Regions from separate parts of the Homo sapiens genome. Here region 1 is linked to region 2. A link is an interaction called in ENCODE POLR2A ChIA-PET data of the cell type or tissue named here. Cell type or tissue: endothelial cell of umbilical vein. All regions are shown on one strand. Links, peaks and the distances in the headings refer to the core of each region. The heading gives the core; the rest is flanking DNA. Region 1 overlaps ZDHHC14 (zDHHC palmitoyltransferase 14). Region 2 overlaps ZDHHC14 (zDHHC palmitoyltransferase 14).

Evidence for each region. ChIA-PET counts read pairs that join two places held together with the same protein. Peaks named below come from ENCODE experiments on the same cell type or tissue, not always from the same donor. Only the 100,000 strongest peaks of a DNase experiment are listed, where the experiment ranks them.
Region 1: POLR2A ChIA-PET joins it to region 2 with 10 read pairs; 3 of 35 experiments call an interaction of 5 or more read pairs at or near these places.

What each region holds. Positions count from the first base shown.
Region 1 is chr6:157,481,903-157,494,032 of GRCh38, reverse strand. All of the region lies in intron 1 of ZDHHC14 (zDHHC palmitoyltransferase 14), which reads right to left. Among named protein-coding and RNA genes, the nearest start is that of MIR3692, 41 kb to the left of the region's middle. In endothelial cell of umbilical vein, for the core only: no CTCF peak of the experiment used is centred there; no DNase peak of the experiment used is centred there.
Region 2 is chr6:157,574,817-157,586,946 of GRCh38, reverse strand. The region is part of intron 2 of ZDHHC14 (zDHHC palmitoyltransferase 14); the gene reads right to left. Among named protein-coding and RNA genes, the nearest start is that of MIR3692, 52 kb to the right of the region's middle. In endothelial cell of umbilical vein, for the core only: no CTCF peak of the experiment used is centred there; DNase peaks (open chromatin) are centred at 7,186 and 7,326; H3K27ac peaks cover 1,765 bases.

The DNA.
Region 1 (12,130 bases), core at 4,308-9,307, 93 kb after region 2:
CTTCTTTACAAACAAGGGTACCCCAAGCCACATAAAGCCCCACTCCTTGCTTCCAGCTCTTGTCAGGCATTAAAGGTTTGATATCCAGGTGTGGCCTTGAGCTGAGCTGACAATTAGAGCTGAGGACAAGCTTGAATAAGAGGTGCCATGGGAGCGGCAGAGGGACACAGTGACCCTGGGCAAGAACCAGTCCCCCAATGCTCCACAGCCAAGGGCGGGGATTGTGTCACCTGTGTGTGCCGGCCTACTTCCCAGACAGGACGGCGGACCTGGGTGCGCAGACACGAAGCGGGCACTTCCCAGGAAAAGCTTCTGCACCCCAAAATGCCTGAGACCCTCAGGACAGCATCGCTGCTTTGGAAGTTCCAGGGCTGTGCCCACACAGCACCCATCCTGATGGTGTCCATCCCACTGTCACGGATGTGGCTCATGCTTTTCTGGGTCACCTCTCACAGCAGTGGGCCTGTGGGTTGGGAGGGCTCCCCTATTGTTGAATGGTTTCCCAGGAAATTCGTCTGACTGGCATGCTTCTGGCTTCAGGGGATTTGCAAACACTCTGCTGCCAGGAGAGGCCATCACTGAAGCTCCTGGAGGAAGGCTCCCTCTGTGTGTCCGGCCTCTGCAGAGCCCTCACCAACAGGGCTGACTTCTTTCCCCTCTCCGCCTGGAGCCCGGGCCTGTGCCAGCCCTCAGACCGTCCCGCTCGCCCTTGCGGTGGCTGGTGTTTATCTGCCTGCAGACAGGCCTTCATCACAAGGTCACGGGTCCCCAACTTGCCTTTCCGCCTCCCCCTTTCATCCTTGACTCCTCTCTTCCTGCGCCCACATCCAATCCATCAGCTCTTCCCTAGACCACATCTCATGTCCTGCCACTTCTGTACCTACAATGACACAGCCTGGTCCCAGTGCCACCATCTTTGCCTGGATCATTGCAGTAGCACCTCAGTCTCCTTGCTTCTGCCTTTCAAGTGCCAGGGCAAACTTTTCAAACCTAAAAGGTGACTCCCCTGCCTCAAACCCTCCAGAGGCTTCCCACCCCATACTGACCTCCAGGACCCTCCCCTGCTGTAATATCTTATCTCCTTGTATCCTTCCCTCCCTGCCTTCCCTTCCCACAGCCTTTCTTGCTGTTCCAAGAACTAGCCAGGTCTGTGCTCCCAGGGCGCGCCTTGCCTGGAATGTCTTATGCAAAGCACCCCTCCTCCCATCTGGGTCCCCACTCACGCCTGTCTCTTCTAAAATCACCCTGCTCCTGGCCACTCCCAAGCACCTCACCTCCTGGTCTTCCCCTCCCGGCTCTCAGCACCTACCTGTCCCATGGTAAAGTGATTTCTTCATGCCCTAGATTGTAAACTGCATGAGGCCAGGGGCTTTGCTTAGTTCACTGCAATAGTCCCAGCAGGTAGAACACAGCCTTCCGCACAAGACACTCAGCAAATGGATTGAATGGACAAGAAACAGCGCCTCCTCTTCTGTGTCTAATGCCTGGCGCACAAAAGAGCAGGAGTCTGCCCCCAAGGCAGAATCATTCCCCAATTCTGGAACTGGCTGTGCTGCTGATCAGGGAGCCTCCGCCTTCCCGCTTTCCCGCTTTCCCGCTTTGCCGGTTTCCCACTTTCCTGATTTCCGGTGGTGGCTGAAGGGGAAGGGCAGAGAGCAGGCCGGGCAGGCAGCGAAATGCCCTGAGGTCTTTGGAGTAAAGAAGGGCAAGGTGGCTGGAACTTAGCGAGTTGAGGTGGTGCAGGACAAGGCTGGGGAGGAGGTCAGTGGGGTTCTTGGCAGGACGGTGACTCCAGAGTGCACAGGGAGACTACAGTGGCTGGGGGGCGGGGGCGGAGGGGGGATGTTGAGGGTCAAGGCTCAGGTGGCAGAGAAGCCAAGGGAAAAGGCCGGGTTTCCTCCCCGGTGAGAGGGGACAGTGACAGCACCTGCCTGGAGGGCTGCTGGATGGAGCACCTGAGGTGCCGCAACCAACACCGGCAACTGGTGCTGTGATGAAGGCGAGGCAGTGTTCTGGCGGGGAGCCCCGGCTTCCCTGGCCGGCCTGTGGTAGGGACCAGGAAGTGGCGCGGTTACTCAACAGGTGAGCTCTGTGCGCTTCTGAAAATGGCAAATCCGCACAAGACGTAATTCGACAATCAAAAGAATTAATCCTTAGGATTACGCTTGCATCGCTGGCCACTCACAGACTGTCATTACCATCACTCTCAGCCTTCCCAGGCCCATTCCAAAGCTTTTACCTGCCAGTTTATGAGCCAGAGCTGTTTAATCAGGTGAGAGCCAGAGTCACTTGTCAATAAGGCGTCCTGTTAGTGAGACTCAAGCCAGAGCCAAATGACGGCCCCAGGCCTGGGGACTCCCAGCCAAAGCAGCTGATTTGAGCCTTTGCTTCTGAGTTTAACAAATTAAATTTTAATGTAGAAATTCACATTCAGCTCATTCACAGAAGTTGATAAATAAAGAAGAAGAAACCGATATAATCTCATTATAAAAGTATTCATCAAGTCCTACAGTTTTTCCATTTACAAAGTCTCAAATTCATCTCCTTTCTTTTCATGTCCAGCAACACTAACCTAGCCCAATCAATCATTCCATAAATATTTATGGCATGCCCACTATACGCAAAGCAGTGTGCTCTGGGGACCACAGAATCAATGTAGTTCCTGCCTTTGGCTCTAAACGAACACAGAAAAAGCTCAGAACGTGGCCTCATCCATCCTCAGCAAAAGACAAAGCCTCACAGAAGAAAAGGGAAAGGGAAAGGATAGGTGTTGAGCACGTCTGTGTACCCAGACCAGCCGAACATACCTCTCCCCTTCGAATAAGACTGTCTACCCTGCAGGGCGGCCGCATACCCTAAATGCGACCCACAGAACGAGGGGACAAACGGGGGCAAGAAGGGTACTGTCTGACGCAGTCAGAAGCACTGGTATTGAGGATGAGGTGCAGTGCGGGAAACGGCACCTTGCCCATGCCAGCCAGTGACAGGCATCTCAGGCCCTCCGGGCACATTTGAGCCACCCTGCCCTCCTCCCCCTTCCCTCCCTAATACCTCTCCTCTGCGCCCCCACTCCCTGCTTTGATTCTCTTATATGCAAAATAGGGATACTTATCTTGCAACATTATTTTAATAGTTAAATAAGATAACTGTTGCAGAGCTCCCTCCAAAGTGCCTGGTATTGATAGGCATTCAACAACTGGCAGAACAATAGCTGCGCCATTAGTCTTATCACTACTGCCCTGAGATCTGCTGGCCCTCCCTCTGTGGCTTCATTCATTCCCTTTCCTGCCCTCCCCGCTTCTTCACCCACTGGCCTTACGCTCCTTGTCTTCTCTACAAGGCAATAATGACACTTCCTTCAAAGTTCAAGTCAAGACTCAACTTCTCCAAGAGACCTTCCTTGACTTCATCCTTGTGCCAGAAATTCTCCTGTGTATTCGTGCTTTCAGCATCTCATACACAATTCATGTTACATTATGCTTAATTATAGGTTGCCTTAAGAATTTTCTAGATAATTACAAGTGATAATTAGTTGACGGTTTCATGTAGATATACCTTGCCTCCCTAATTAGAGTAAAAGCTTTTCAAGGCCAAGGATCACATCTGCGCTTCTTCATTGCCTGCTGACCCGGTGGCTTGAGGAGTGTGTGCATCCGTATGTGGAATACATGCTGGCTTAATTACTTTTCAAATATTAAGCAGATAAAATTACCCAAGTGATTCTCTTAATTCAGATTCAAGCATTTAAAACAGAATTGGAAAACCGTGAATGAACAACGCTTATATCTGTTTAGAGACACCCACAGTAATTTGTGAGACCCTTATAATTTTTCACGCATTCTCTTCCTCTGCCCATAAAAGACCTGTTCCCCCCTCGCCCAACCAGCTTCCCCATTCCGGTAAATGGCATGAGCGTCCACCGTGTTTCTCTATCTAGAAACTGAGGGGGGTCACCCTTGATCTCTCCCTTTCTCCCACTCCACCATCCCATCCCACCAACATCAGAAGATTCCACCTCCCAGGTCTGTCCACATCCCTCATTTCCCCATGACTGTCCTCTCTCTCCAGTTACGGTAGCAGTCCCTAACTTGTCTCCTTCTGCCACTCTTCCCAGCTAATCCTTTCTTCTCTCAGCAGCCAGAGCGAGCTTCTAATGCCACACACCCAATCTTCCCCACTCCCATAGCAGTGAGCCATGATCACGCCACTGCACTCCAGCCTGGGTGACAGAGTGAGACCCTGTCTCAAACAAACACAAACCCTGCAGTAGCTTCCCCGCATCCTGGGAGGAAAACCCAGGTTTCTCCCCTCCCCACTGCTGTAAGAGGCCACGCATTGCGGTTCTTATCTCAGACATCTGCAGATCTGCCACACGGTGTGCCTGGTGGAGAGCGGCTGGGTCACATCTTGGGTTCTAAACATATCTAATTCAGCCTCTCCCTATGAATAACCACCACCCTCCAATTCAGAATCGAGACTGCACCTACACCCAGTGCCTCAACAAAGAGCATTCTAAAATTTAAAACTTCTAAGAAATGAGAACAACGTTTTTTAAACATTCAATAAAAACAACAATAAAAACATTCAAAAAAAAAAACAACTGAAAGAATAAAAAGGTGTTTTAAAAAACCTGTCCATTTTTCTTGCAGATTTCAAAACCAACACTTCTTGTCGGGATTTTCTCTGGTGCAGCATAAATGCTACTACAACGTTTACGAAGGAAGTGATTGCGCATGAGTTTGTTCTATGTATCGGGTTCACATTACAATTTAAGCCTCCAGTAATGTTTTCATTTTCTAAAAATTTCAATTCTAAATATTCCTATGTGAGAAAAGTGGGAATAAAACTCAAATGAGCAAGCTGAGATTCCCTGTGAGTTTTCAGGAATAGTTGTTAATCGGATGAGGCAGGTTGCTTACACCCTCGATTTGCAAACATCTTTATTCCAGACAGATCTGCTGATGGAAGCCCGTTTACTGGTACAAAACACCATAAAGCCGCTACAGTAAACAAACCGCACAGCATCAGGTTATCTTGTAAATCCATTAAAAACAGAGTAACAACTCTTCCTTGTGCTCACGAAATACACATACTCAATTAATCTATGGAAATTAAATGGGTGGCATGATTGCTGCAGACACACCAGCGACACTAAGGCACCTCCACACCGCGGCTCAGAATGCAAACTCCTGGGAAGGGGGGCGGGGTGCCCTGCGCCTGGCAGATAAGCCCATTCATGCAAACGTGTATGCTCTTCTTAAAGACACGTCTGTGAGGTCCAATCAGCCCTACAGACAGCAGTGCTCTAACCTGCCTAAAGACAGACAAATACTAAACTGGTAGTGAGTACTGATAGGACATTTTATGAACCAGCGACCCTTGAGGGAAAGAGGGCTACAAGGAAAATGCAATTCTCCTCTGCAAAGCCAGGTACACTTTGCAATGAAAGAAGCCTTGTGGCCATCTGAGATTTAAAAATTAAGCTCTAAAGTACCCCTAAAAAGGGTATGCTCTTCAGACATCTTGAGTTTCAGATTAAATTTTCTGACTGTCCCTATAGGATGATGGTGCCTGTTAAACAGACACACCCTCTCCTAGAAGCAACGCAAATTGAGGGTTGTTTGGACCACAGGGCGAGTGGATTTCAGATGCAAGGACTCCCAAAGAGAATGCCCTGAAATCCTCGATTGAGTTCAAGTCGGGGAGAAACCCGGCTCCGTGGGCTCCCTGCCAGGAGATTCCCAGGCCTGGAGTCTGATCACAGTGGAGTAGAGAAGATCAGCCATTTTCTCCAAACCAAACTTCCTTTCATACCCGCCTCCCACTACAATTAAGAAGCAAGTTGGTGCCAAATGCCAGGCAAGGTCTGGCTGGAAAGAAGTGGGTGCTGCCTCTGGGAAGGGAGGCCTCCCGGAATGTGGGTGGGGTTGCGTGGTGGGTACGGGATGCCTTCTCTCTGGGAGGGATGGCTTGGATTCTCAGGTCCCACCTGGGCTGCATGTGAGTAGAAACCACTCCTGAGAAAGAGTCCACAGCCATCAGGCAGCAGAGGGGATGATCTCCAGCACATGGCTCCCAGTCCAGGGCATCTTGGAGCTGGGGAGGGGTGGGGGCCTCCTGTGAGAGCCTCTGAGACCTGGAAGGGGCTGGAGAAAGAGCAGCTCCGGGGGACCTGCCTGGATGGGAGAGGGCACAGCAGGAAAACAACACCTTGGCTGCCAGTCATGAGGCTGCCGAGGCTGCCAGTCTGGGTCCTGACATCTCCCTTTAGCTCTTGCCTCTGCCTAATAATAATAGTACTAAAAATAACAACGACAATCATGAGATTTAGAAAAGCTCTGATTCCAACCATGCATGAATCCTTGTGCTGCTGGAAGGCAGTATGCATAGAGGTTAAGTGCTCTGACCTGGGGCTTCATCCCAGTTCCGCCATGCACAGACTGTATGGCCTTAGGCCAGTCAGCGTCTGTACATGAAGGATATTAATCATTTCTACTTAAGAGGGTTGTCATGAGGATTAAATGGCATAATGCTCACCAAGGGCATGTAGTGAAGGTTTAGTAACTACTACAAGTTGATATCACTTTTTTCTTTATTTTGGATTTTCTTTAGTCCTTACAGGTTTGCAAAGAAATAGTAGACAGAAGACCAGGTCAGTGAGACTCCAAATGCCACCCAGGCCCTCACTAGGACCGCGCTGGAACTGAGTCACCCAGCAGAATGGATCAGCTGACCTGCACCTGGTCTCATTTTCCCTTCAACCTCTCTACCCAACTGCATCTCCCTCCTGCCTGAAATCCTTCTGAGATCAGCCCCATGTCCTCCAGGATGATACTCACACTCCCGGCAAGGTGGCCAGGGCCGGGGTCAAAGGGGTTCTTCTACATCCCCCAGCCTTAGGGACAGCGTGGGGAGACAGAGAGGAAGAGCTTAAGGTTTGGTGTCACAAAGACCCAAGTTCAAAGTTTGCTCTTTTAATTATTACTTATGTGTCCAGTAGTTGCTGAATCTTTCTATGTTTCAGCATCTTCACTTGCAAAAGTGCTGCTAACACCTACCAATGCTGTAGCTGGGCTCAGGCCTGCAGGCAACAGCAGCCACTGCCATAGGTGCCTCCCCAGCCCACCTCCTGCATCCTCCTGCGTCTCCTCACCTCATATGAGGCCCAGTTCTCAGCTCACCACACTTCCTTCTGTTTTCTTCCCTTTACACATCCTGTTCTCTGGGTCTCACCCATCCTTGCCACGCCTGCCCTGCCTTCCTTCTCTGCCTGGTTAAATCATATTTCTCTTTGACACTTCCCTTCCAGCACGACCTCCTCTGGGAAGGGCTCTTCCCTCGGGCTCCCTGTGAGCTCCTGCAGCATCGTCAGGCTTCCTCTGCCACCCTGTTCACAGGTCTGTTCTGATTCTCTCTCTCCCTGTCTCAGCATCTCCTATCTCTGGACCCCCAGCCCTAGCACTTGGTAGGTGCTCAATATGTGCTCATGGAAGTGAGAATGGAAATATCTATATAAATGATTCAAGATCTAACTTGGACAATTAAAAACATACACACAGAAGTGAGAATTCGAATTTTAGAATTTCATAGCTAGAAAGAATATTCACATTTGTCTTATCCATTGCTTCATTTTATGTGAAGAGGTGTCAGCCAGAAATTTGTCGACTGCCCAAGATAATACAGGTAGGAGATGCTGTGCTTGGCAAGTTTAACGGAATTGAAATACTGAAGCCATGGCTGAGTGTCTACCATACGGCCAAGTTCACAGGTACCGGTGTAGTGACGCGATTGGATATACCAGCAGGCCGACTCCCTTACATATGGGAGAGCCTTGTTTCTCTTAGCAGTCACCAAGAACACACCTAGAGACTGTCATACAGAGGCCCAGGGCAACTCACTGAACTAATAGCATGGAATGATAAACACCACGGAATAGAACTAACACAGTCACCTCATTGCCTAAGTGCAAAATGGAAAAAAACAAGGATACCAGCTTTAGAAACATTCTTTCTTTTGAGGGGGCACCGAGTTTCACTCTGTCACCCAGGGTGGAGTGCAGTGGCCTGATCTCGGCTCACTGCAACCTCCACTTCCTGGGTTCAAGCAATTCTCCAGCCTCAGCCTCCCGAGTAGCTGGGATTACAGGCACGTGCTACCACACCCAGCTAATATTTTTGTATTTTTAGTGGAGACGGAGTTTCACCATGTTGGCCAGGCTGGTGTTGAATTCCTGACCTCAAGTGATCCACCCGCCTTGGCCTCCCGAAGTGCTGGGATTACAGACATGAGCCACTGCACCCGGCCTTAGAAGCATTCTTTATAGATTTTTTTCCCTTCAAAAAAAAAAAAAAATCAGAAATAGGGGAGATACAAGGGTAGGTTTTAAATTATATAATTTTTAAAAAGATTTAGCCTTTTAAGAGTCAGTCACTGGGGCTCTGCCCATCTCTGCCAGAAATGCAAAATCAATGTGGGAAAAGTGGGACAGGGAGAAAAACCATAAAGCCAGAAGAAAAATGAAAACAAAAATCTAACCACATAAACACATGGGAAAAATCTAAAGAAATCACGTTTGGGCTAAGACTCAGAAAGGAAATTTTTACATACAAAGAAAGATACCAGCAGGATGAGAGAAATCACATTCCAAACTGTCTTGCTCCTATACTTCCTCGTGGAGACCTTTCCTCCAACAAAACTGCCTCCCAGGGGTGGATCCCGGGTGTGTGCAGAGGATGAAGCCTCCCATGTGCACGAAGCTCAGTCCCTGCTGCAGTACAGGGCACCACAGGCACCCCCAGGCCCAAACCTCCCAATGCTGTTGTACAAGTTCACGAGTGATCAGGCTCAGGGCCTCAGGTTCATGTCTAGGTCCAAGAGTCTATAATTCCAACATCTACCTAATTTTATTTTATTTTATTTATTTTTATTGGTTTTTTGAGACAGAGTCTTGCTCTGTTGCCCAGGCTGGAGTGCGGTGGCGCGATCTCGTCTCATGTCAACCTCTGCCTCCCAGGTTCAAGCGCTTCTCCTGCCTCAGCCTCCCGAGTAGCTGGACTATAGGCACGTGCCATCACATCCGGCTAATTTTTGTATTTTTAGTAGAGATGGGGTTTCACCATGTTGGCCAGGCTGGTCGCTATTATTTTTAAATAAACCAAATCTTCTCACTTCTATCAGCTTCACTATCCGGAATTGTAATTTAGTAGGCAGTTTTCAAAGGGAGGGCTTCTGGTCATGGTTTTCTTCAATTGTGTTTGCACCCCAGATCCCTTGGGTGCCTTATTTTTATTTTTATTTTTTTAAGAAAAACTTACCATTTATTACCTTACTGTAAATCACAAAAATCGCCCATGGTAATTGCAGTGTAAATGCTGGAAAAATTTTTGATTGCCCGAAAGGATTATTTCTTTGTAAAATATTAGAGGAAAAACTGGTTTTTTTTCCCCTAGAAAATTTTCTAATAAAAATGAAGAATTTTTTTTTCTTTTAACTTTTATTTAAGGTTCAGGGGTACGTATGCAGATTTGTTATATACCTCTATTTGTGTGTGTATATATAAATATATGTATATATACACATATACATATATATGTATATATACGTATATATATGTATATGTGTATACATATATATGTATATATACGTATATATGTGTGTATATATACGTATATATGTGTGTATATATACGTATAATGTATATATACGTATATATATGTGTATATATATGTATATATATATACACATATATATATACGTATATATACATATATATATAAATAACCTCGTGTCATGCGAGTTTGGTACACAGATTATTTTGTCACCCAGGTACTACGCCTAGTACCCAATAGGCATTTTTTTCTGATCCTCTCCCTCCCCGCACCCCCTACCCTCAAGAAGGCCCCAGTGTCTATTGTTCCCCTCTTTGTGTCTGTGTGTTCTCATTGTTTAGCTCCCACTTATAAGTTAAAACATGAGGTATTCGGTTTTCTGTTCCTGTGTTAGTTTGCTTAGGATAATGGCCTCCAGCTCCATCCATGTTGATGCAAAGGACATATTGTTCTTTTTTGTGGCTGCATAGTATTCCATGGTGTTTACGTACTACATTTTCTTTATCTAGTCTACCCCTGATGGGCATGTAGGTTGACTCCATGTCTATTTTTAACTACACAGAAAGATTTGAGATCACAAATAGAAATCAAAAGAGCACTAAGTCATGCATCTTAAAGTTCCCCAAAACAGAGAAGTCTGGCTTCCTCATGTAGCAAGCGTGTGCACACCTACCCATGTGCACACATACAACATGGAAGGTCCACGGATGCAAAGGGGCTTTACCCACCGTCAAACCTCCTGAGCCACTTCTATGTAATTTCGACAGCAACAATAAAAATTGCCCTTCTAGCAGAGGGACTCTAGGAATTAGCTGGTAATAATCATGAAATGGTTTAAAGAGCTGCACTATGTCTCAGCAAGGCCCATCATCATCATCATTACTGTGAGCCTAAGTTCACTTTGCCATTTTCCCACTGTGATTTTATGTAAAAGAAAGCACATCACCAGTTCAGGGGGAAAAACATATTTCATCCCATTTTAAAGGTATTTCTCTTATGAAGATGAGCCTCACGGACAAATAATGCACTGCCCAAGGCTCCTAGTCAGACACTGTGCATCAACGCTGCCGTTTTGTAAGGCAGAACAATCTTTTGCAAAAAACAAGACCAGCATGAATTGCATACAGAGTGTCAGCAGGGAGAAAAACCAATATTTCTAAAGAATGAGTTGATTAAAGAAGGGCTGAGATAGCAGGGTTTACTTTGCTTCTGTGCAACAACACACTGTATTTGATATACCCTGCAAGAGAATCACATCAAAATGCTGCCCAGAGAGAAAAATATGATTAAAAATGTAATCAGCATGCTTATAGCTACCAGGTCCAGGTCTTTCACTGGCATGCTATCACATCTTGCCTGGATTCACTCTAAAATTATTTTGAAGGCCAGGCCTGGTGGCTCACACCTGTAATCCCAGCACTTTGGGATGCCAAGGTGGGCAGATCACGAGGTCAGGAGTTCAAGACCAGCTTGGCCAACATGGTGAAATCCCCATCTCTACCAAAAATACAAAAATTAGCCAGGCTTGGTGGAGCATGCCTGTAATCCCAGCTACTCGGGAGGCTGAGGCAGGAGAATCACTTGAACTCGGGAGGCAGAGGTTGCAGTGAGCTGAGTTCATGCCATTGTACTCCAGCCTGGGTGACAGAGCAAGACTCCATCTCAAAAAAAAAAAAAAATGATTTTGACATTCTAAAACCATTCGGTGTCATCCAATTCAGACTCGAGAAGACAGCGAAATGTTCACACTGAGAGCAACAATTCAGACCAATTAAGCTGGGGCCTGGACAGGCTGTGAAGACAGTGTTGATCAGCTTGAAAGTAAGGTAGATTATTTAAGGGAGAAATAGCAAATGAAATATAGACGTTGGAGCCAGGCGTGGTGGCTCATGCCTGTAATCCCAGCACTTTCGGAGGCCAAGGTGGGCGGATCACCTGAGGTCAGGAGTTCGAGACCACCCTGGCCACCATGGTGAAACCCCGGTCTCTACTAAAAAAAAAAAATTAGCCAAGGATGATGGCACGTGCCTGTAATCCCAGCTACTTGGAAGGCTGAGGCAGGAGAATCACTTGAACATGGGAGGCAGAGTGAGCCGAGATCGTGCCACTGCACTCCAGCCTGGGAAACAGAGCAAGACTCCATCTCAAAAAAAAAAAAAAAAAAGAAAAGAAAAGAAATATAGACGTTAGGTGTCCTCACTTTACTACAGGCATTCAAACCAAACATCTCCAACTGGCTACTATCAGAGGCCAAGTTTATATTTTGAAACAATTTCCCAGAAAACCGCAACTCTCAGAACATCAAGAAGATCGTGCACTTTTTTTGCAAGCTTTCTTTCTGTGAAGTAGTTTCAGTGGGAATGTCCCATGGAAAGAACTGATCAAGTTATGAAAAAAAAAGTTTGCCTTGCTTAATCAACAATTGCGATGTACTCTCTGAGCTCAAGTCTTCTCTGCCCCACCCTCTGAACTTGGCCCCACTCTTGAACCAGGAAAGCTATCTTCAGGACCCAGCCATGCAC
Region 2 (12,130 bases), core at 4,576-9,575:
GTTCCAAAGTGCATTTTTTAAAAGATTGAACCTCTGTTACAAAGAGGTGAAATGCTGAAAGCTAGAATTCAAAAGACATAGTAAACTGAAGCTTAAGAATTAAACCGAAACCCAAAACTCTTTGACTAAATATTTGGAGAGCTCTTTATGTAAAAGAAATGGAAGGATCAGAAGACCTGGATTCAGGGCCCAGCGATGCCATGAAAAAAGTCAACCAATATTTATGAAGGATTTACTATAAGCCGGTGCTGCACCAGGGGTTGCCGAGGGCCGCTGGGGTCCTGGGAGGGCTCTGCTGGGCTGTCTGATGAGCACAGCAAGTCTTGAGCCCGTCTTGCCACCCATTCTGATCTGATCTGTTCTCCTGGCCCTTAAAGAGTCAGCTTTCTAAATGCAAGTCCCATCAAGAAACTCAGGCCCTCCCATACAGCACACAATCCATGAACCTTCTCTCTCCTTGCACGATCTTCCATGGAGCCTATGCTCAAAACACGGTGGCCTCCTTGGGTTTCCCTGAGCGGGCAATGCTGTTTTCTACTTCCAGGCATTTGCACGTGATATTTTCTCTGCTCGGGATTCCCTCTCCTGCTGTCTGCGCAGATAATCCTATCCTTTGAGGGCCAGTTCCAGCTTCTCTTGTGAAAACACTTTGCAAGCAGAGTTACTTGTTTCCTCCTTTGGGCTCTCACTGCGCCTGCCTTGTTTTATTTATCCAGCCACTAGATCTGTATTGTGCTTCTACTGGGGGCCAGCCCTGGGCTCTGAGCTGGGGACACAGCAGGAACTCAGACTTCTTCTCTGCTGGTGGTGTTTACAGGCCAGAGGGAAGACCCAGTACCGATGATGTCAGGAGGATTTGTTTCCAGATCTTCCTGCTGCTCCAGGGCAGTGACCACGGCCTATCCACTTTCAAGTCCCCATCATCCAGCAGAGAGTCTAGCACATAGGAGATGCCCAAGATGGAGGACTGCCATGCTCCCGCACCTCCACCCTGCCTGGGAATCACAGCCACAGGCCCTCAAGTGCTGCAACGCTGTCCACCAGGCAGGCCACTCTTGTGCCTATAGCCCCTCACTTGCAGAGGACACCTTTCCAAGGTGCTCTGTGGATCTGACTCTTTCAAAACTTATCCACAAGCTGCTGCTGATCCAGAGCCAACCTCGCATGGCCAGGTAGCACCCCCAAAAAGGGCCGGCTGAGAAGGCCAGCTGTGTACCTCAGGGAGCCCCGCTGTTCTTTCTTCCACACAATGCATCCAACAGCTGCCTAGGCCCATGGCTTTCAGACACACTTGCATCCAGGGCAGATGGGAACAAGGGGGCTTGAAACCCAGGGCTTCACATACCAACCTTGGCACAAAGAAACTTTTTCTTCAGTGTTCTAGCCTGAGGCCAGTGGCCAATCATGAAGTCTTTCTCTCATCTGGAGATCACAAACACCTGTGGCCTGTGTCATGTGGCACAAAGAGAGAAGCAGAGGGAGGGTTCCTGCTCTACTCAATTTTTCTGGTTTTGGGTTTTTTTTTTTTTTTTTGTATTTTTGGTTTCCTTTGGTTGTTGGTAACAGTTGTGCCTCTGCCTCTTTGGGCTGCTCTTTGTGGCTTAAATACAGCAATTGAAAAAGGAATAATAGGCATTTGCAATAGCTAGTGGGTCAAACACTAGAATTTTGGGGGGAAAACCTCTAGCAGTTAGGCAAGTGTATATGAGTCAGTATATTTATTTATTTATTTATTTTTTGAGATGGAGTTTTGCTCTTGTCACCTAGGCTGGAGTGCAATGGCGCGATCTCGGCTCACTGCAACCTCTGCCTCCTGGGTTCAAGCAATTCTCCTGCCTCAGCCTCCCGAGAAGCTGGGACTACAAGCTCCTGCCACAACACCCAGCTAATTTTTTTGTATTTTTAGTAGAGACGGGGTTTTGCCATGTTGGCCAGGCTGGTCTCGAACTCCTGACCTTAGGTGATCCACCCGCCTCGGCCTCCCATAGTGCTGGGATTACAGCCATGAGCCACCGTGCCCATCCCAAGTCAGTATTTTTCAAGGAGATTTTTATACACAAGCATTTTGAAAGAGTATGTAAAATGGTCTCTTCCTTCATATAGTCCCCCAACCAATTGGTGGACGTTGCTGGCATGGAGACAGAAATAATAACAGCACTTACATCTAGTGTTACCCTTGCAACCAGCCTGTGGGCAAAAATTAGGGGAGCTGGGGATGAAGAAATTGGGGCTGTGCGGCATGTGGGCTCAAGGATGGGAAGCTGCCCGTTGACAATTGTTTCACACAGAATTCCTGGACTTGCTGGAGGCCTTCTATCAGCTGTTTAACTTCTGCCTGTGACTTCAAGTAAGTCATCTTTTCTTCCTGAGGGAATAGCAGAGCACTTCCATCCTGATAGATCCATTTGTCTCCCATCAGATTTATTCCTGCCCCAAATTCAGGGATCAAATATCTATGTGTTACCATATAAAGTAACTGGACTCTGCTTTCTTACAATGCAAAAGGAAAAATCCCAAATTATAAAAGATGTAGAGTAAGATTCTTTCCTACCATTGCAGCTGTAGTGGTAGTGCCCTAACTGCCCTTGGGCTGGGGAAGGAACAAAGGGCCTAGTCACTATGCTGGCACCTCCAGCACACCACAGCCACCAGAGAGGAGTCCCGTCTCTTCCCTGTGAGCCCCCATGCCCCACTCTTCAACAAGTAGAGTCCCTGGCTCAGGCCAGCAGTGCAGCCTCCCTGCCCCAGTGTTCACTCCCATCCAGACCAGTAGCTCAGCAGTTCTCTGAGGTGCAGCTCCTAGAGGCAACCGAGATCTCCTCGGCCACTGCCATTGCAAGGGTGCTGCCTTGCTGCCCTTGGACTGGGAAAGGAACAAAGACCCTGAGTGCTTCAACCATACTGCCAGCAAGCTGCAGTTGCCCTAAGGAGAAGAGGCCAGGCTGTCTCCCCTGGGACCCACCCACCCACCCTGCTCATCACTGGAAAGGGTCCCCTCCACTTAGGTCCACAGCACAGCTGCCCCATCCCAGGCCAATCGCAATGATTGATCATGGCTCTGCATCTCTTGGTGGGTGGAGCCCCACAACAGAAGTGAAAGGCCCTCTGCTACAACCACTGCTAAGGGCCCTTCCTCTGCTGCCTCCAAGCTGAGGACAGAATATAAAGCCTGAGCTTACCCCAGAGCTGCAGTGGGCATCCTGGGAGTGCCAAGCCGAGATCTGCAGCCAGCACCTAAGTGGGAGAGGAGCCTACACCTCAGAACACTGAGAGGGCACACAGCTGAAAATGTGTGGAAACGCCAAGGAGCTGCATGGCTGAGGAAGAGCCTACCTGCTGGCCCTTACGTTTAAGTGCCATCTACTGTATCAAAGCCCAAAACTTCAACACCAAAAACAAACAAAACAAAAAAAGCAGAACAATAACAACAAAACAAACGAACCAACAAAAAAAAAAACACCTTTGGTAATATACTCCCCATGCGAAACCAAGGACAATAATTAACTATAAATAAAGACCTTGCAAAAAGCCTTGGTCCTCTGAAAACATCCAGAAAAGTCTACTGACTGTACTCAACTTACATCACAGTTAAAGGACCACCAGCCCACACAGATGAGAAAGAGCCAGCCCAAGAACTCTGGCAACTCAAATAGCCAGAGTGTCTTCTTTCCAAACAATTGCATTAGTTCCCCAGCAAGGGTTCTTAACCAGGCTGAAATGGCTGAAAGACAGAAATAGAATTCAGAGTATGGATAGCAAAAAAGATGATTGAGATTTAGGAGAAAGTTGAAACCCAATCCAAGGGATCTAAGAATTGCAATAAAATGATACAGAAGCTGACAGATGAAACAGTCATTATAAAAAAGGACCAAACTGATCTGAAAAAGATAAAAAACGTACTATAAGAATTTCATAATGAAATCACAAGTATTAACAGCAGAACATACCAAGCAGAAGAAGGAATCTCACAGCTTAAAGACTGGCTCTGAAATAACTCAGTTAGACGAAAATAAAGTAAAAAGAATGAATAAAACCTCTGAGAAATATGGGCTTATGTAAAGAGACCAAATCAGCGACTCATTGGTGTTCCTGAAAGAGACAGGGAAAAAGTAAGCAACTTGGAAAACTATTTCAGGATATTACACATGAAAACTTCCTCAACCTTGCTAGAGAGGCTGACATTCAAGTTCGGGAAATGAAGAGAACTCCTGCAAAATAATACACAAGAAGAATATCCCCAAGACACATAATCATCAGATTCTCCAAGATGAAAATGAGAGAAACAATGTTAAAGAAATGTAGAGAGAAGAGGCAGTTCACTTACAAAGGGAGCCCTATCAGGCTAACAGCAGATCTTTCAGCAGAAGCCCTAAAAGCCAGAAGAGATCAGGCTATATTCAGCATTCTTAAAGAAAAGAATTTCCAACCAAGAATTTCATATCCGGCCAAACTAAGCTTCATAAATGAGGGATAAGTAAGATCTTTTTCAAAGCAAATGTTGAGGAATTCCTTGCCACCAGACCTACCTTAAAAGAGGTCCTGAAAAGAGCACTAAATATGGAAAGGAAGGACCATTACCAGCCACTACAAAAACACACTCAAGTACACAGACTGGTGACTCTATAAAGCAACCACACAAACAAGCCTGCATAATAACCAGCTAACAATGTGATGACAAGATCAAATCCGCACATATCAATACTAACTTTGAATGTAAATAGGAAATGACCCAATTAAAAGGCACAGGGTGGGCTGGGCATGGTGGCTCACACCTGTAATCCCAGCACTTTGGGAGGCCCAGGTGGGCAGATCACTTGAGGCCAGGAGTTTGAGACCAGCCTGGCCAACATGGAGAAAGCCCAAATCTACTAAAAATACAAAAAATTAGCCAGGCATGGTGGCGTGTGCCTGTAGTTCCAGCTACTCAGGAGGTTGAGGTGGGTGAATCACTTGAACCTGGGAGCCAGAGGTTGCACTGAACTGAGACTGTGCCACTGCACTCCAGCCTGGGTGACAGTGCAAGACCCTGTTTAAAAAGAAAAAAAAAATGTCACAGAATGGCAACCTGGATAAAGAAGCAAGACCCAATGACCCAATGGTATGCTGTCTTCAAGGGACCCATCTCGCATGCAGTGACACCCATAGGCTCAAAATGAAGTGATGGAGAAAAATCTACCAAGCAAATGGAAAACAGAATAAAAGCAGGGGTTGCTATTCCTAATTTCAGACAAAACAGACTTTAAACCAACAGAGATCAAAAAAGACAAAGAAGGGCATTACATAATGGCAAAGCATTCAATTCAATAAGAAGACCTAACTATCCTAAATATATATGCATTAACACAGGAGCACCTAGATTAATAAAGCAAGCTGTTAGAGACCCACAAAGAGACTTAGACTCCCACACAATAATAGTGAGAGATCTCAACACCCCACTGACAGTATTAGATCATTGAGGCAGAAAATTAACAAAGATATTCAGGACCTGAATTCAATACTGGACCAAATGGACCTAGCACAAACATCTACAGAACTCTCTACCCCAAAACAAGAGAATATACATTCTTCTGATTGCCACATAGCACGTACTCTTAAATTGACCACACAATCAGACATAAAACAATCCTCAGCAAATTAAAAAAAAAAAACATACCAACTACACTTTCAAGCCATAGCACAAGAAAAATAAAAAATCCATACTAAAAAAATTGCTCAAAACGATACGATTACATTGAAAATTAAACACCTGTTCCTGAATGACTTTGGGGTAAATAATGAAATCAAGGCAGAAATCAAGAAGTTCTTTGCAACTAATGAGAACAAAGATCCAACATACCAGAATCTCTGGGACACAGCTAAGGTAGTGTTCAGATGGAAGTTTATAGCACTAAATGGCCACATGAAAAAGTAAGAAGGATCTCAAATTAACAACCTAACATCATAACTAGAGGAATTAGAGAAGCAAGGGAAAACCAATCCTAAAGCTACTAGATGACAGAAATAACCAGAATCAGTGCTGAACTGAAGGGAATTAAGAAACAAACAAAAAACATATAAAACATCAACAAATCCAGGAGTTGGTTCTTTGAAAAAATTAATAAGATAGACTGCTAGCTAGACTAATAAAAAAAGGAGGGAAATCCAAATTAACACAATTAGAAATGGCAAAGGGGGCATTACCACTTACCCCCAGAGAAATACAAAGAAAAAAACACACACACACACACACACACAAAACACAAAAAACCCAGACAGTACTATGAACACCTCTATGCAGACAAACTAGAAAATCTAGAAGAAATGGATAAATTCCTGGACACATACAATCTCCAAAGACTGAACCAGGAAGAAACTGAATCCCTGAACAGATTAGTAATGAGTTCCAAAATTTAAGCAGTAATAAAAAGCTTACTAACCAAGAAAAGCCCAGGACCAGATGGATTCACAGCCGAATTCTACCAGATATATAAAGAGCTGGTACCATTCCTACTGAAACTGTTCCAAAAAAATGAGCAGGGACTCTTCCCCAACTAATTCTGAGGCCAGCATCATCCTGATACAAAACCAGGCAGAGATGCAACAAAAAAAGAAAACCCCAGGCCAATATCCCAAATGAATATAGAAGCAAAAATCCTCAAGAAAATACTAATAAACTGAATCTAGCAGCACATCAAAAAGTTAATCCACCAAGATCAAGTAGACTTTATCCTTGGGATGCAAGGCTGGTTCAACATACATAGATCAGTAAATGTGATTAATCACATAAACAGAACTAAAAAATTTCCCAAAACCACATAATTATCTCAATAGGTGCAGAAATAAAAGAGATGTGAATAAAATTCAACATCTCTTCCTGTTAAAAACCCTCAATAAACTAGGCATTGAAGGAATATACTTCAAAATAACAAGAGCCATCTATGACAAACCCACAGCTGACATCATACTGAATGGGCAAAAGCTAGAAGCATTCGCCTTGAAAGCTGGCACAAGACAAGGATGCCCTCTCTTACCACTCCTATTCAACATAGTACTGGAAGTCCTGTCCAGAGCAGTCAGGAGGAAGAAATAAAAGGCATTCAGATAAGAATAGAGGAGGAAGTCAAACTCTCCCTGTTTGCGGATGACATAATTCTATATCTGGAAAACCCCAGAGTCTCTGCCCAAAAGCTCCTTGATCTGATAAACAACTTCAGCAAAGTTTCAGGATATAAAATTAATGTATGGAAATCAGTAGCATTCCTATACACCAACAACATCCAAACCAAGAGCCAAATCAGGAACACAATCCCATTCACAGTTGCCACAAAAATAATTAAAAACCTAGGCATACAGCTAAACCAGGGAGGTGAAAGATTTCTACGATAAGAGTTACAAAACACTGCCAGAAATCAGTGATGACACATACAAATGGAAAAACATTCCATGTTTATGGGTAGAAAGAATAAATATTGGCTGGGCATGGTGGCTCATGCCTGTAATCCCAGCACTTTGGGAGGCTGAGGTGGGCGGATCACGAGGTCAGCAGATTGAGACCATCCTGGCTAACATGGTGAAACCCCTTGTCTACTAAAAATACAAAAAATTAGCTGGGCGTGGTGGCAGGCACCTGTAGTCCCAGCTGCTTCGGAGGCTGAGGCAGGAGAATGGCATGAACCCGGGAGGCAGAGCTTGCAGTGAGCCGAGATCGCGCCACTGCACTCCAGCCTGGGCGACAGAGTGAGACTCCATCCAAAAAAAAAAAAAAAAAAAAAAAAAACACAGAATCAATATCATTAAAATGGCCATAGTGCCAAAAGCAATTTACAGATTCAACACTATTTCTATCAAAGTACCAATGACATTCTTCACAAAATTCAAAAACTATTTTAAAATTCATATAGAACTAAAAAAGAGCCAGAATAGCCAAGGCAATCCTAAGCAAAAAGAACAAAGCTGGAAGCATCACATTACCTGACTTCAAACTATACTACAAGGCTATTGTATCCAAAACAACATGGTACTGGTATAAAAACAGACCCATTGTATTAGTCCATTCTCACACTGCTAGGAAGAAATAACCAAGACTAGGTAATTTATAAAGGAAAGAGGTTTAATTGACTCACAGTTCCACATGACTGGAAAAGCCTCAGGAAATTTACAATCATGGTGGAAGGCAAAGAGAAGCAGGCACCTTCTTCACAGGGCAGCAGGACACAGTGAGTGCAAGCAGGGGAAATGCCAGCCACTTATAAAACCATCAGATCTCGTGAGACTCACCCACTATCACGAGAACAGCATAGGGGAAACCACCCCCATGATTCAATCACCTCCACCTGGTCCTGCCCTTGACACATGGGGATTATGGGGATTACAATTCAAGATGAGATTTGGGTGGGGCCACAAAACCTAACCATATCACACATAGACCAATGGAACAGAATAGAGATCCCAGAAATAATGGTACACACCTACAACCATCTGATCATTGACAAACCTGACAAAAACAATGGGGGAAAGGATTCCCTATTCAATAAATGGTGCTGGACTAACTGGCTAGTCATAGACAGAAGATTGAAACTGGGCCCCTTCCTTACACCACATATGAAATCAACTTAAGATGGATTAAAGACTTAAATGTAAAACCTAAAACTATAAAAACTCTGGGAGATAACTTAGGAAATGTCATTCTGGACATAGGACCTGGCAAAGATTTATGATGAAGACACCAATAGCAATTGCAACAAAAACAGAAATTGACAAATGAGACCTAATTAAACTAAGAGTTGTTTTACTGAAAAGAAACTATCAACAGACTAAACAGACAACCTACAGAATTGGAGAAAATATGTGCAAACTAGGCATCTGACAAAGTTGTAATATCCATAATCTGTAAGGAGCTTAAATGAATTTACAAGAAAAAAAAACAACCCCATTAAAAAGTGGGCAAAGGACATGAACAGACACTTTTCAAAAGAAGATATACATGTGGTTAACAAGCATATGAAAAAAATGCTCAACAGCATTAATCATTAGAGAAATGCAAATGAAAACCACAATGAGATACCATCTCACACAGCAGAATGGCTATTATTAAAAAGTAAAAAAATAACAGATGCAGGCTGGCTGCTGTGGCTCACGCCTGTAATCCCAGCACTTTGGGAGGCCAAGGCAGGCAGATCAGCTGAGGTTCAGGAGTTTGAGACCATCCTGGCCAACGTGGTAAAACCCCATCTCTACTAAAAATACAAAAATTAGCCAGGTGTGGTGCCAGGTGCCTGTAATCCCAGCTACTTGGGAGGCTGAAGCATGAGAATCACTTGAACCTGGGAGGTGGAGGTTGCAGTGAGCCTAGATCATGCCATTGAGCTCCAGCCTAGGCAACAAGAGTGAAACTCTGTCTCAAAAACAAAACAAAACAAACAAACAAAAAAACAGAGGCTGGAGAGGTTGCCAAGAAAAGGGAATGAAGGGACTGCTTATACACTGTTGGTGGGAGTGTAAATTAGTTCAGCCACTGTGGAAAGCAGCATGGTGATTCCTCAAAGAACTTAAAATAGAATTACCATTCAGCCCAGCAATCCCATTTTTGGGTATATACCCAAAGAAATATAAATCATTCTACCATAAGGACACATGCACATGTATGTTCACTGTAGCACTATTCACAATAGCAAAGGCATGGAATTAATCTCAATGTTCATCAGTGGTAGAGTGGATGAAGAAAATGTGGTACATATACACCATGGAATACTATGCAGCCTTAAAAAAGAATGAAATCATGTTCACTGTAGCAACATGGATAGAGCTGGAGGTCATTACCCTAAGCAATCTAATGTGGGAACAGAAGGCCAAGTACTACATGTTTTCACTTACAAGTGGGAGCTAAATGATGAGAACACACAGACACAAAGAGGGGAACACCACACACTGGGGCCTACTTGAGGGTGGAGGGTGGGATGGGGGAGAAGATCATAAAAAATACCTGTGGGGTAGTACCTGGGTGATGAAATAATCTGTACACTAAACCTCCATGACACGCGGTTTACCTGTATAAGAAACCTGCACATGTACCCCTGAACCCAAAATAAAAGTTAAAAAAAAATTCTTTCCTTACCGAAGGATTCGGAACAGTGGCATAGCCTGGTGGATTTCAGTTTCATAGACCATTAACCAGCTGACAGAATGCCTGCCAGAGTGGTAGGAAGCTCTGCTAAGAGGAGTCAGTCAGAATGAAGATGAAGCATCTCTCTGCATTAGGATGTAAGTCACAGGGCAAATGTGCTTTGCTTTAGACTCAAGTCTCTGTGACTATATCTATTGAATTTGCTGGAGTACAGCTGTTGGATGCTACCAACACACAGCTGGTGGATCTAACACATCTTAAATTTTCATAATGCTCATTTTAGTCGTGCTCTGTAACATTCAGGACATAAACTACCCAACCTTGGAATGGCTGACCTATCATGAAAGAAGATGGTTACTTTAAGAGTCATTGAATATAATCTCTGGGCTTACAGTCTGTAAACTTCCAAGCCCACAGGAAAATATTAACAATGATTAAATGTTAGACAAGTCAACTCCTTTTATTTTAACTGTTTGGGAAAAAAGTAGAGCAAATTCTGGTCTGTCTATATACATTGTTTCGGTTTCCACTGGAGAATTAAAATGTGAAATTTTCTTAATAATATATTGCAGCAGCTTTTTCTTTATGAATTCTTATATACAGATATGCACAGGAAGACTCAAGAAAAGGCAAGGCCCCCAGTCCTCCTCTTCCAGTTAAAATCCTTAGTATGTCCGTTTGTCTTAAACATTTTTCTTCAAGGATGGAAATGGATGCCTGAGGAAGGGCTCATTTGGGCAGTTTCAAACCCAAGCCACATGCAGGCAGCACCTGGAGCATCTCCTCTGCTTAGTCCCCTACCCATCACAGGAGGAGCAAAGAAGGCCTGCCGAGTCAGAAGCAAGAGAGCGAGGAACATGGAAGGGTTGGGGAGGCCAGGGCCAGGGCGGGCCGCAGGCAGCCGAGTAGTGAGTCCTGCAAGGAATGAAAGAAACATGGTGTTCCAGCCCAGTTTGCCTTTTCCTAATCATTCACTCAACACCTATGAGCATTGAGGGTTCTCTGGTGGGCAAAAGGGAGCTGGTGCTTGCCTTCAAGGAATTTACGGTCTGTTGGAGGGCATATATTAATTAAATAATCACACAACAAAATGCATTGCTGCACACTGTGTATGTTTTAGTTAGAGAGCAGGAGAATCCACCTGGGGCAGGAACTCTTCCCAGAAGCAGCAGCATTTGAGCCAGGATCTGGAGGCTGATAGAGTAGGCTTTCCCTAGACAATGTGTGTGGGGGTGTGCACACTCGCTGGGAGCAGGGAACCAGGCACTTCGGGCACAGGGGGCAGCTTGTGTCCTGGTCCCAGGACAGGAGGGAGATGTTATATTGAGGATATGGAGGGAGGGCTGTGTGACCAGAGCACAGTGTAAGCGGGAGATCTGAGAGAGGAGGAAGGCAGGGGCTAGGCCACACAGAACCCTGTAGCCACATCTGGGATGTTGGCCTTCATTCTGAGTGCAAAAGGAAGCTGTGACTGTTAATTTTATGTGTCAACTTGGCTCAGCCATGTGCCAGTTGTTCGGTCAACCACCAGTCTAAATGTTGCCATGAAGATATTTTTTAGATGAGATTAACATTTAAATCAGCAGACTTTGATGTAAAGCAGATTACTCTCCCTAATGAGGGTGGGCCTCCTCCAATCAGGTGCTGATCTTCAGAGCAAATACTGAGCTCCCCCAAGGTAGAAGAAATTCTCAAGACTTCACGGTAGAAACCCCGCCTGCTTCCAGCCTGCTGCCCTGCAGGATTCAGGCTCAAGATGGCAACACCAACTCACCTGACTTTCCAGCCTGCTGGCCTGCCCTGCAGATTCCAGACTTGCCAACCCCATAATCGGAACAAGCCAATTCCTAAAATAAACCCGCCTCTTCCCTGCCCCCCATACATATATTCTGTTTCTCCAGGTATTTCTCTAGAGAGCACTGAATAATACAGAGGCCAAGAAGGGTTCTGTATTGTGTGGTAAAGTGATCAGGTAGGCAATTAAGTCATATCACATCGACTGCAGTATCAAAGACAAATCGGCTAGGG